2 separate regions of the Homo sapiens genome follow, and region 1 is linked to region 2. A link is an interaction called in ENCODE POLR2A ChIA-PET data of the cell type or tissue named here. Cell type or tissue: K562. All regions are shown on one strand.

Region 1 (5,000 bases), 510 kb after region 2:
TCCTACTCTTAGAAGCCTGAGGCACTAGTGACCACCTCCTTCTCGCCACTTCTGCAACAATGCTCTACTGGTTCTCCCACTTTGGGCCACTCGCTTTCCATCTCCTCCACTGGCTTAATTCCTTCTGCCACCCCCAGTCATGGGTGTTGCCCAAGCCTGGTTTTGTCACCCTCTGCTCATCTCTTTCTATGCTCCGCCATGTGGCATGGCCTCTCAGCTGAGCCACAGCCCCTCAGTTTCAACTGCAGCTGCCACATGATCACCAGCAGCATGTCCTGCCACCACCTAATGCCCTATGGCCATCTGCAGCCAGCCCTGTCCCCTCTGCCTCCTGAATATCCTATCACCATTCCCACCTCTGCCTGTGCTCATGCCCTTCCTTTTACCTGGATTGCTCTTCAGTTTCCACTCTGCCCTGTCAAAGCTTAGCTTACCTCCCCCAGACCCTTGGCCCAAGTCCAGTCTTCTCCTCAAAGTCTTCCCTAGCCAATTTAGCCCAAGTGAAACTCCCTTCAGTGAACTCCTATAACTTACTGTTTGGAACACTCCGCTCAGCAATTAATCCTATATCAAGTGTTCATTTTGATCATTTCATGCATGTGCCACTTTTTGTCACAGCGAATCCTAAGTTCCTAAGGAAGAGATTAGAGTCTCCCCTTCTGCTGCTGGGCCCTACAGAGAGCTAGTACATAAAAGACCCTCCACAGATACACAGATAGCTGCTTTTTTTTTTTTTTTTTTTTTTTTTTTTTGAGATGGAAGTCTCGCTGTCACCCAGGCTGGAGTGCAGTGGTGTGATCTTGGCTCAATGCAACCTCCACCTCCCTGGTTCAAAAAATTCCCCTGCCTCAGCCTCCCGAGTAGCTGGGATTAGAGGCGCATGCCACCACTCCCGGCTAATTTTTTTGTAGAGACGGGGTTTCACCATGTTGGCCAGACTGGTCTCCAACTCCTGATCTCAGGTAATCCACCCGCCTCAGCCTCCCAAAATGCTGGGATTACAGGTGCGAGCCACTGCACTCGGCCAACAGATAGCTTTTAAACTGAACTCTGGTTCCCCATTCAGGCGTTCCCTTCCCCCAGCTAAGTCTTCCTAGATTCTTGAACCTTTCCCTACAAGACTAACTTAAACCTCTCTGAGCTCTTCTTTGAACTGGCTCTTTCTTCCCCAAGTTCACTGTTTCATTGTGGAGCCCACACCCACCCCTAAGGCTTTCTGAGCATCCAAACAGGCTGAGTACAATGGCAGGGTGACGTCATGCTGCTCTGTTTCTACACCCTATTTTGTGCTGGCTTTCCTTTTAAACCACAAGGCTGCTGCAGATTCCTTGTTGGCTGGTGGGATGGGGTGGTGGCTCAGCCAGCTCAGCCTCTGATGTGCTAGCCCTGCCCTCTTCTGCCTGGATCAGAAGCCTGGCCATCCTTCCCCAGGGTCTAGTCTATACTGGGGTCCTTTACTTGTAATTTATCTTTCTGCTTGAAGTCAAGTGGTCACGCCTGGGACAAGTGGGAACAAAGAGGGTGCTCTTGCCCTGATCTCCCTGAGATGAGATTGTCCCAAACTGCTGGTGAGGATAGCCTAGCATAGAGGCCTCCACCTTTCTTTTTTCCTTTTTTATTTCTTTTTTTTTTTTTAAACAGGCTGTCCATCTGTTGCCCAGGGTAGAGTGTAATGGCATGATCTCGGCTCACTGCAACCTTCACCTCCTGGGTTCAAGCGATTCTCATGCCTCAGCCTCCTGAGTAGCTAGGACTATAGGTGTGCGTCACCACACTCAGCTAATTTTTGTATTTTTAGTAGAGACGAGGTTTCGCCATGTTGACCAGGCTGGTCTTGAGCTCCTGGCCTCAGGTGATCCACCCACCTCGGCATCTCAAAGTGCTGGATTACAGATGTGAGCCACTGTGCCCGGCCACACCTTTCGAACCCCTGACTTTCCTGCTGGCAGGAAGGGTGGCTTGGAATCCTAGTGATGCCTACACCCCAGGACAAATCAGAAAGGGCTCTGGGTCTTAGGGAGCCTGCCTGGCCACTCTTCTGGATCTCTCATCTAGTTCAAAGTAGCTGCTTTATCACCAGGAACAAGAACGTCATTTCCACCCCCAACAGAAGCAGTAGCCGAGAATGCTAGGGCTCCACTCATTATTGGGAAGAGGAGGAGAGAGGGTAAATTAGTCATAGCTTCCAAAGAAAGAGATGTTTCTTAGGAAACGCATATCATCAGTTCTAGGAAACATCCTAAGCCAAGGCTAAGTAGTCATCTTCAGAACTGTGAAATGCTGAGCAACAGGCAAGATGAAACAGACCCTCCTATCTGTCAGTGAGGACAGAACTGCACCTGAGAGAAGGCAGGTCAGATGGCAGGAGCCAACCTGACCGAGGCCATGGTGCAGTTTCTCTTTGTCTCGGCACAAAGGAGAGCCCTGTATGCAGTTCTGCTGCAGGGAACAGCTGGAGCCTTGGGATTTGGTTTAGCTTCTAAGTGAGGCCCTCAGAGTACCCTTTAGGGAATTGCCTCTGCTCATGAGGAAGGCAGACAAGCAGAGCCACAACACAGGGACACAGAATCAGCTCGGGAACTAACCAGCTAGGCAGCCGATGAGAAACCCAGGGGAGGGTGAAGGGAACATGAGAAGGGAGGCAACATGGAGAGAGGGAGGCAGGAGCCAAGGTTAAGGAGAAGGAAAGGGGATAGGTAGAGTCTTAAAAATCTATTTGATTGGCCTGGCGCGGTGGCTCACGCCTGTAATCCCAGCACTTTGGGAGGCCGAGGTGGGTGGATCACGAGGTCAGGAATTCGAGACCAGCCTGGCCAACATGGTGAAACCCTGTCTCTACTAAAGATACAAAAATTAGCCAGGCATGGTGGTGCGTGCCTGTAGTCCCAGCTACTCAGGAGGCTGAGACAGGAGAATTGCTTGAACCCGGAAGGCGGTGGTTGCTGTGAGTTGAGATCATGCCATTGCACTCCAGCCTGGGCGACAGGGCGAGACTCTGTCTCAAAAAATAAAAAATAAAAATTCATTAGATCAACAATCCAACTGAAGTCATTTTGAACAAGCTTATATACTGTACAGGTGGCACTTAGCAGGTGTGACTAATGCCCCCAAAAATAGGATCAGAACAAAAGTGGCAGAACCCATTTAAGATAAGTTTCTTCAAAAAGGGTGATGCTCTCTTGGGTGCAGGTAGTCCACCCAGGAGCCAAAACCAGCCACCCAAAGTGGGGAAAGACTAGCTGGGCAGAAGTGGGGTGGAGGTGTCTGCGAGGAATGGAGATCAGTCTGGCAGGGCTGCTACTGCAAAACCCATGCCAGGGAGCCGAGCTTCCAAGTGCTGCATATTGGGGTCATCCTAATGGAGAGCCCTGTACTATCATCTCCACCTTCAAAGAGGGACGTCGAGAAGTGAAGAGGATGCTTCAAATAGCTAGAAATTGAATGAATGTCCCAGCTCTCCTTGCCTCCCTGGAAATGTCCTGCCCATACCCTCCTGGCCTGGCTCACAGCCAAAAGCCCTCACCAGGACATAGAGCAGGATGTAGAGGTGGTGGGTCAGCCAGAAGCCCCGGAAACTGCGGCGGCGGAAGTGGTGGGAGGCAAAGACATACATGATGGCCAGGATCAGGAGCAGCACAACCCCCGTGAGGCCTGCAAAATGAATATAGGGTGGAAGGCAGAAGATCAGTGCCTTGAAAGGGAACTGTTCTGGAGCTTCCAAGGTCCCCTCTCCACTCCACTGCCCAAGTTGGAGTAAGAATGTCCCAGCATTCTCCTCTGGTCCTCTCCCCCAACACCACTGATCACAGGTACCTTTCATTTCAGCAGACATTGTTCACTTTTCATAGCCCTTGTCACCATGATTTTTTTTTTTTTTTTTTTTGAGATGGAGTCTTGCTCTGTTACCCAGGCTCCCTGGAGTGCATTGGTGCAATCTCGGCTCACTGCAACCTCTGCCTCCCAGGTTCAAATGATTCTTCTGCCTCGGCCTCCTGAGTAGCTGGAACTAAAGGCATGCACCATCATGCCCAGCTAATTTTTTTTATTTTTAGTAGAGACAGGGTTCTGCCATGTTGGCCAGGCTGGTCTTGAACTCCTGGCCTCAGGTGATCCGCCCACCTTGGCCTCCCAAAGTGCTGGGAATACAGGCATGAGCCACCACACCCAGCCAATTTTTCACCAATGTCATTATTTGGTTTTTGTCTGTCACTTTCCTGACTCTCGGGTTCTCAAGAATGAGGAACAGGCTAAGCTAGTTTGCCACTGAATCCTAGTGCCTAGTGCAAGGGCCTGGCACACCGTGGGCCCTATATAAATGTGTGCTGAATGAATGGATGCAGAGGGTGTCCACTCTGGGCCCTCTGGGCCAAACAATGGAAATGACAGGCTGTACTCTCATCGAGTCAAGGTTTGGTCCTTGTCCCTGCACCACTCTTTGTTGGCTGCCACAGCACACAGCATGAGCACTGGCACTGTTAGTGACTGGCCAGGACCACACTGTCCCTGCTCATCACTAGGGTCCCCAAGTACAACCCAGAGTTGGTGGGAGGCCCCTCCTCTCACAGGGGATCCAGGCCATGGGTATACAGGGGGATAATACTGGAGCCAGGGCAGGGCAGAGAGGACAGAGAATGCTCCCTCAAGTGATCAAGGAAGAGAGGCAGAAGTTAAGAAGATTAGAGCCCTGAAGTATAAAAAAGTAAAGGTTAAGAAGGGATCTAACCAAAGCCTGTAAAGTCCTAAAAGGAGAGGAGAGCATAAACACAGCCTTATCCACTAAATCTCAGTGTGCAGGAATTAGCAAGCACCCTCTGAAGTTCAAAGCAGATCATTTTAGGATTAAAAAAAAAAAAAAAACCATGCTGTGTTTCACAGAGAGGAGCCAGTATAGAAATTATGTTACTCCAAGGAAGGAACAGACTGAAAATATAAATAGGTTCAAGAGAATTTGAATAGATTCACAGCTAATAGCTCTAAGATGGGTGATTATAGGGAGTTAG
Region 2 (5,000 bases):
GAGACCAGCCTGGCCAACATGGCAAAACCCTGTCTCTACTAAAAACACAAAAATTAGCTGGGCGTGGTGGCACATGCCTGTAATCCCAGCTACTCGGGAGGCTGAGGCAGGAGAATCACTTGAACCTGGGAGGCAGAGGTTGCAGTGAGCCAAGATCACACCACTGCACTCCAGCCTGGACAAAAGAGTGAGACTCTGTCTCCAAAAAAAAAAAAAAAAGACAGAATGGAATGATTTGGTCACTTGAATAATATTTGCTAAAGAAATGTTGACTAATTTTGTGCAATCTAAAAAAGCTCTCTAGTGACATGTTACAGAGTTAAAACTTTGAACTTATATGAAACCACCTGTGAATAACAGATAGAAAAATTGCTAATGGATTGACAGAGTCATAAATCCAAAAGACCCAGATGTGTTGGGAGGATGAATTAAAACCAGCAGGATGATTTCTCACATGAGATGTCATGTGTATTTCTGATATCTGGCTATGAAGTCGTTTTGCTTCATAAAATCTTGGAAGAAAGTCCCACTACATTGCACCAACTTCTCTGCCCTAAAACAAGACACTACAGCTTTCCTAAGTGTCTAACCTTAGGAGTAATAGGTAGGACTCAGCAGTGAGAACACCTAGTAGTGCCTGTCATTCCCAAGAGATGAGTAAAGTATATGGTCCTTGAGATGAGCATGAACCCAACCACCGAAGGCTCTAAAGCTCTTCCTGTAGCTTGAAGGGGTCCAAACAATGAGGCAGGCCCTGCTGTACCAAAGAGATGCTGTGTGTGATATGAGAGAGGTCTCCTGGCCCTGTGTTCAGGAGACTGGCAAGGTAAGAGAGCCACCAAGCTCAACCTTGTGATTGAGAACAATCTTGAGTGTAATTCAGTCTGGTCTCCCGGAGACATTGAGAAAAATAAGAAAGTTCTGAACTAGTAACAGGACAAAAGCCATATATAAAAATTTTAATTAAAATAAATATATATGCATATAGGTATTTGCTTATATATATTCATTTCTGCCTTTAGGTAAAATCAATAACAACTATACTTTTTCAGGATGGGGGAAGCCTGACTTGATCGTGGGTCATGTGAAAAGGGCCCAGCAATTTGCACCGACCTCAAGCCCAGCATGAATCAGCACCGTGGTAACTGTCACGAAAAAGGCAAATGCTAACTTATGCAGCATGAGATCATGGGAGAGAATGGCTCCACGCTATTCTGGGCTGTTCTGTAAAGTTGCCTTCTTTCCAGGCACCTCTTTCATGGGGCACTAACAAGCCAGATGGTGTTTAAAGCAGAATAAAGAGGGGGCTGGGGGGACTGGAAACCATGAAATGTGAGGAAGAATTGAGGGACATGAGGATGGGGGGGACACATATACCTAGAGAAAATTTACATAAAACATAAGAGCCATCTTCAAATAGCTGAAGGGTTTCTCCACAGAAAAGAGAGAAGACATTCTTCTCTCATACACAACAGGACAAAACAAGGAATAAAAGTATTAAGAAAGGTATTAAGTGTATTAAAAACAATAACATCCTGGGTGTCCAAGAAAGAATACAAAAAAAGTTACAGGAAGGTGGATTCTGGCTCAGTGAAGACAGAACTTTCATATAACCCACGTGTCTAAAAAGATGAAGAGTTAACTTATCAGAGAACTCCTTGGCCATGGACTATGTAAATACCAACCTATTTTAAATTCAATCCCCCACCTCCATGTGCCCCAATACCAATTAGCTCCAAATCAGCTCTATTTTTTTTCATGAATAACCATCACATTCTAACATACTATATAATTTACTTATCATGTCTATGTTGATTGTATGTTCTCCCTGACTAGAATATAATATCCAGTTCAATAAGAATTTGTGTCTGTTTTTGTTCACTACACATATCCTTAATGCCTAAAACTGCACCTGGCTTATAGTAGATGCTTAATAAATATTTGTAGAATGAATGAATGGAGGCCAGAAAGCCAAGGATCATAAATGCTATACAGCAGGTACTCTTTTTTTCTTTTTGTGTTTTTTTTATTTTTTTATTTTTTGGAGACAGCTCTGTCACCTAAGACGGAGTGCAGTGGCGCAATCACAGCTCACCACAGCCTTGAACTCCTGGGCTCAAGTGATCCTCCCACCTTAGCCTCCCAAGTAGCTGGAACCACAGCACACACCACCACACCTAGCTAATGTCTTAATTTTTTTTGTAGAGACAGGGTCTTACTATGTTGCCCAGGCTGGCCTTGACCTCATGGGCTCAAGTGATCTTCCTACCTCAGCCTCCCAAGGTGTTGGGATTACAGGTGTGAACCACCATGCTCAGCCAAAGCAGGTACTCTTGATCAGGGTCCAGGGAAAAGCTACAGAAAATCTCTGAACTCCCTAAAAGCAAATGCAAAATCTGATACATAGGTGCATTTTTCTAGAGAGGGCTTTCATCTGGTACCCAGAAAGATCCATGACCCAAAAAAAGCTTAACAATGCCTCAGCAGGCCGGGCACAATGGCTCACCCCTATAATCCCAACACTTTGGGAGGCTGAGGCAGGTGGATCACTTGAGGTCAAGAGTTCGAGCCAGCCTGGCCAACATGGTAAAACCCCGTCACTACCAAAAAATACAAAAATTATCCAGGCATGGTGATGCGCACCTGTAGTCCCAGCTACTGGGGAGGCTGAGGTGGGAGAATCGCTTGAACCCAGGAGGTAGAGGTTGCAGTGAGCCAAGATTGTGCCACTGCACTCCAGCCTGGGTGACAAAGTGAGACTCTGTCTCAAAAAAAATAATGCCTCAGCAGATGAATCTCTGTTGGAGGAAGGGTTGGACTTGAAAACGTTTTAGGATCCTCACCCAACTCTGATTCTACAATTCCGTGAAAATGCCAGAGTCCCAGTTGAAGGGGGAAGGGGCAGAGGATTAAGACCAATAACACCTTGTGAGTCCAAAAACCACAGGAGCCTGGAACAGGTCAGAGCACGGTGGCTGCACTGCCTGCCCCTGCCCTGGGCTCAGCAGCAGGTGGGGGAAAAGAAAGCTGCAGATGGCTTCTGAGCAGGCCTTCCACCATCCTGCTCTTATCACCTCAGTCAAACATGGGGCGGCCACTGCTGAAAAGCTTTGACCCCTGAGTGGTGAGGGTGGGAGACTTCTAAAAGGTGCTGAGCAGTTGTGAGCCTCAAGCTCCAGCAACAATTCTCCTTAGCGCTGGCATGAACCTCAGAGTCACAGGATTCCCCTACAGTTCTGGTAGAGCGCCCCCCAGGGTGGCTGGATGGATATTTTCCAGCATCCTATTGTTCTGGGAGGCTAGGCGACCGGTAGAAAATCTGATTGCTTCAGAAAAAGAGAAGGAGGAAGGTGCTTGCTATTTTAACATGTAGCAACGTATAAACAAATGGTCTGATAAACATTCAGGTGCAAGATAGTATACTAAGCAATAGGGTGCACAGTGGGTGTTCAACAAATACTTATCTTAGTTGTTTATTAACTCAATATCACTCAGTCCTTCCATCTATCCTCCACTTACCACATACCCTGCCATCTTGTGTAGTATTCAACACACATACGTTCATGCACACACATGCATATATACCGCTCTTTCAACACAAGGCTATCCAGTTTAAGATGGCTGCATATTAATACAAGCTGTCAGATTAACAAAAAATCTAAAGGCCTCAGTGGTTACCTTCTCGTCGTCATCTGTGTGAATGCAGTTCTTGTCTGGGTTCAACTCAGTCACTCTAGCTTTGATCCATTCTACACCAGATGGAATCACACTTGCCGTGGGACGACCAGATGAGGACAATTGTTTGGCACCAGCACCCACCAGTGTCCAGATTGGCTGGTAGAAATGTCTCTGAGAAACAAAGTATTTGAAGATTTATTGCAATTTGACACTGATCAAAAGGGGTCATAGCTAACAGTATGGGCTAGATTCTTTCAATCACTCCCTCCTGACCTTTAGAGCATCGTATGGAAAAGTCTCCACAAAGTTAGCTCCGTCTATTAGGCGTCTCCTATTATGGTAAGCTCTGAAGGACAGTCACTCCACACAAGAATTCTTCCAAGATCATCAGAAAAGCTATAAACTATCTTTAGTGACCACTGCATTATGTATTGCTGAAAGTTGATTTGGTGTTTAATATGTACATGTTATATGCACGTGCATATCTACACACATATTATGGATACTTCATGTGAACAAATATTTTAAAAATTAAGCCCAGCAGCCTAGATATGGTTCCTCAGGAGCATGTGGAGACAGTGGTAAGTCTGGAAAGTTTACAGCCCCTTCCAGAGGTCCTCTAAACTTCATTAACTTCCAACTGTGTTTCCCAAGCCCAGTGAGGGCTGTGTTTCCTGAACAGCCCTTCTTCTACTTTCTCAGAGACTCAGAGATTTTACACCAAAGACAATAAGTACCAGATCCTACTCCACAATGCAATGCATACCCAAACTTTCACTATCTTCTGGAGTTTTCTTGCTTCAGATGGTCCTTTTTTTTTTTTTTTTTTTTTTTTAAGACAGAGTCTCGCCCAATCACCCCAATCACCCAGGCTGGAGTGCAGTGGCACGATCTCGGCTCACTGCAACCTCCACCTCCCAGGTTCAGGCGATTCTTCTGCCTCAGCCTCCTGAGTAGCTGGGACTACAGGCATGTGCCACCATGCCTGGCTAATTTTTGCATTTTTAGTAGAGATGGCATTTCACCATGTTGCCTAGGTTGGTCTTGAACTCCTGACCTCAGGTGATCTGCCTTCCTCAGCCTCTCAAAGTGCTGGGATTACAGCCCTGAGCCACTGTGCCCAGCAACAGTCCATTCTTGATCTAAGTTAGTTGTAAAAGTTCTGGACATAGGGGCAAAGGGCAGATTTGTTTAATGGCCTCTAAGAATTCCAATCCACTTAGAGTAGACTGGGGACCAAGAGCTCTCAATATTGCCAAAATGCCTCAAAGTAGCTGGCCAGCACTGCCAAAACCCACAGAGAGGTGAAGAGGACACCAGGA

The links. Peaks named below come from ENCODE experiments on the same cell type or tissue, not always from the same donor. Only the 100,000 strongest peaks of a DNase experiment are listed, where the experiment ranks them.
Region 1: POLR2A ChIA-PET joins it to region 2 with 9 read pairs; 2 of 35 experiments call an interaction of 5 or more read pairs at or near these places.

The regions. Positions count from the first base shown.
Region 1 is chr15:45,154,453-45,159,452 of GRCh38, reverse strand. It overlaps DUOX1 (dual oxidase 1), which reads right to left. Exons shown (of 34, transcript NM_175940.3): 28 at 3,524-3,651. Among named protein-coding and RNA genes, the nearest start is that of DUOX1, 27 kb to the right of the region's middle. In K562, no CTCF peak of the experiment used is centred here; a DNase peak (open chromatin) is centred at 2,202.
Region 2 is chr15:45,660,804-45,665,803 of GRCh38, reverse strand. SQOR (sulfide quinone oxidoreductase) reads right to left here. Exons shown (of 10, transcript NM_021199.4): 3 at 3,679-3,849. Among named protein-coding and RNA genes, the nearest start is that of SQOR, 28 kb to the right of the region's middle. In K562, a CTCF peak has its summit at 3,247; no DNase peak of the experiment used is centred here.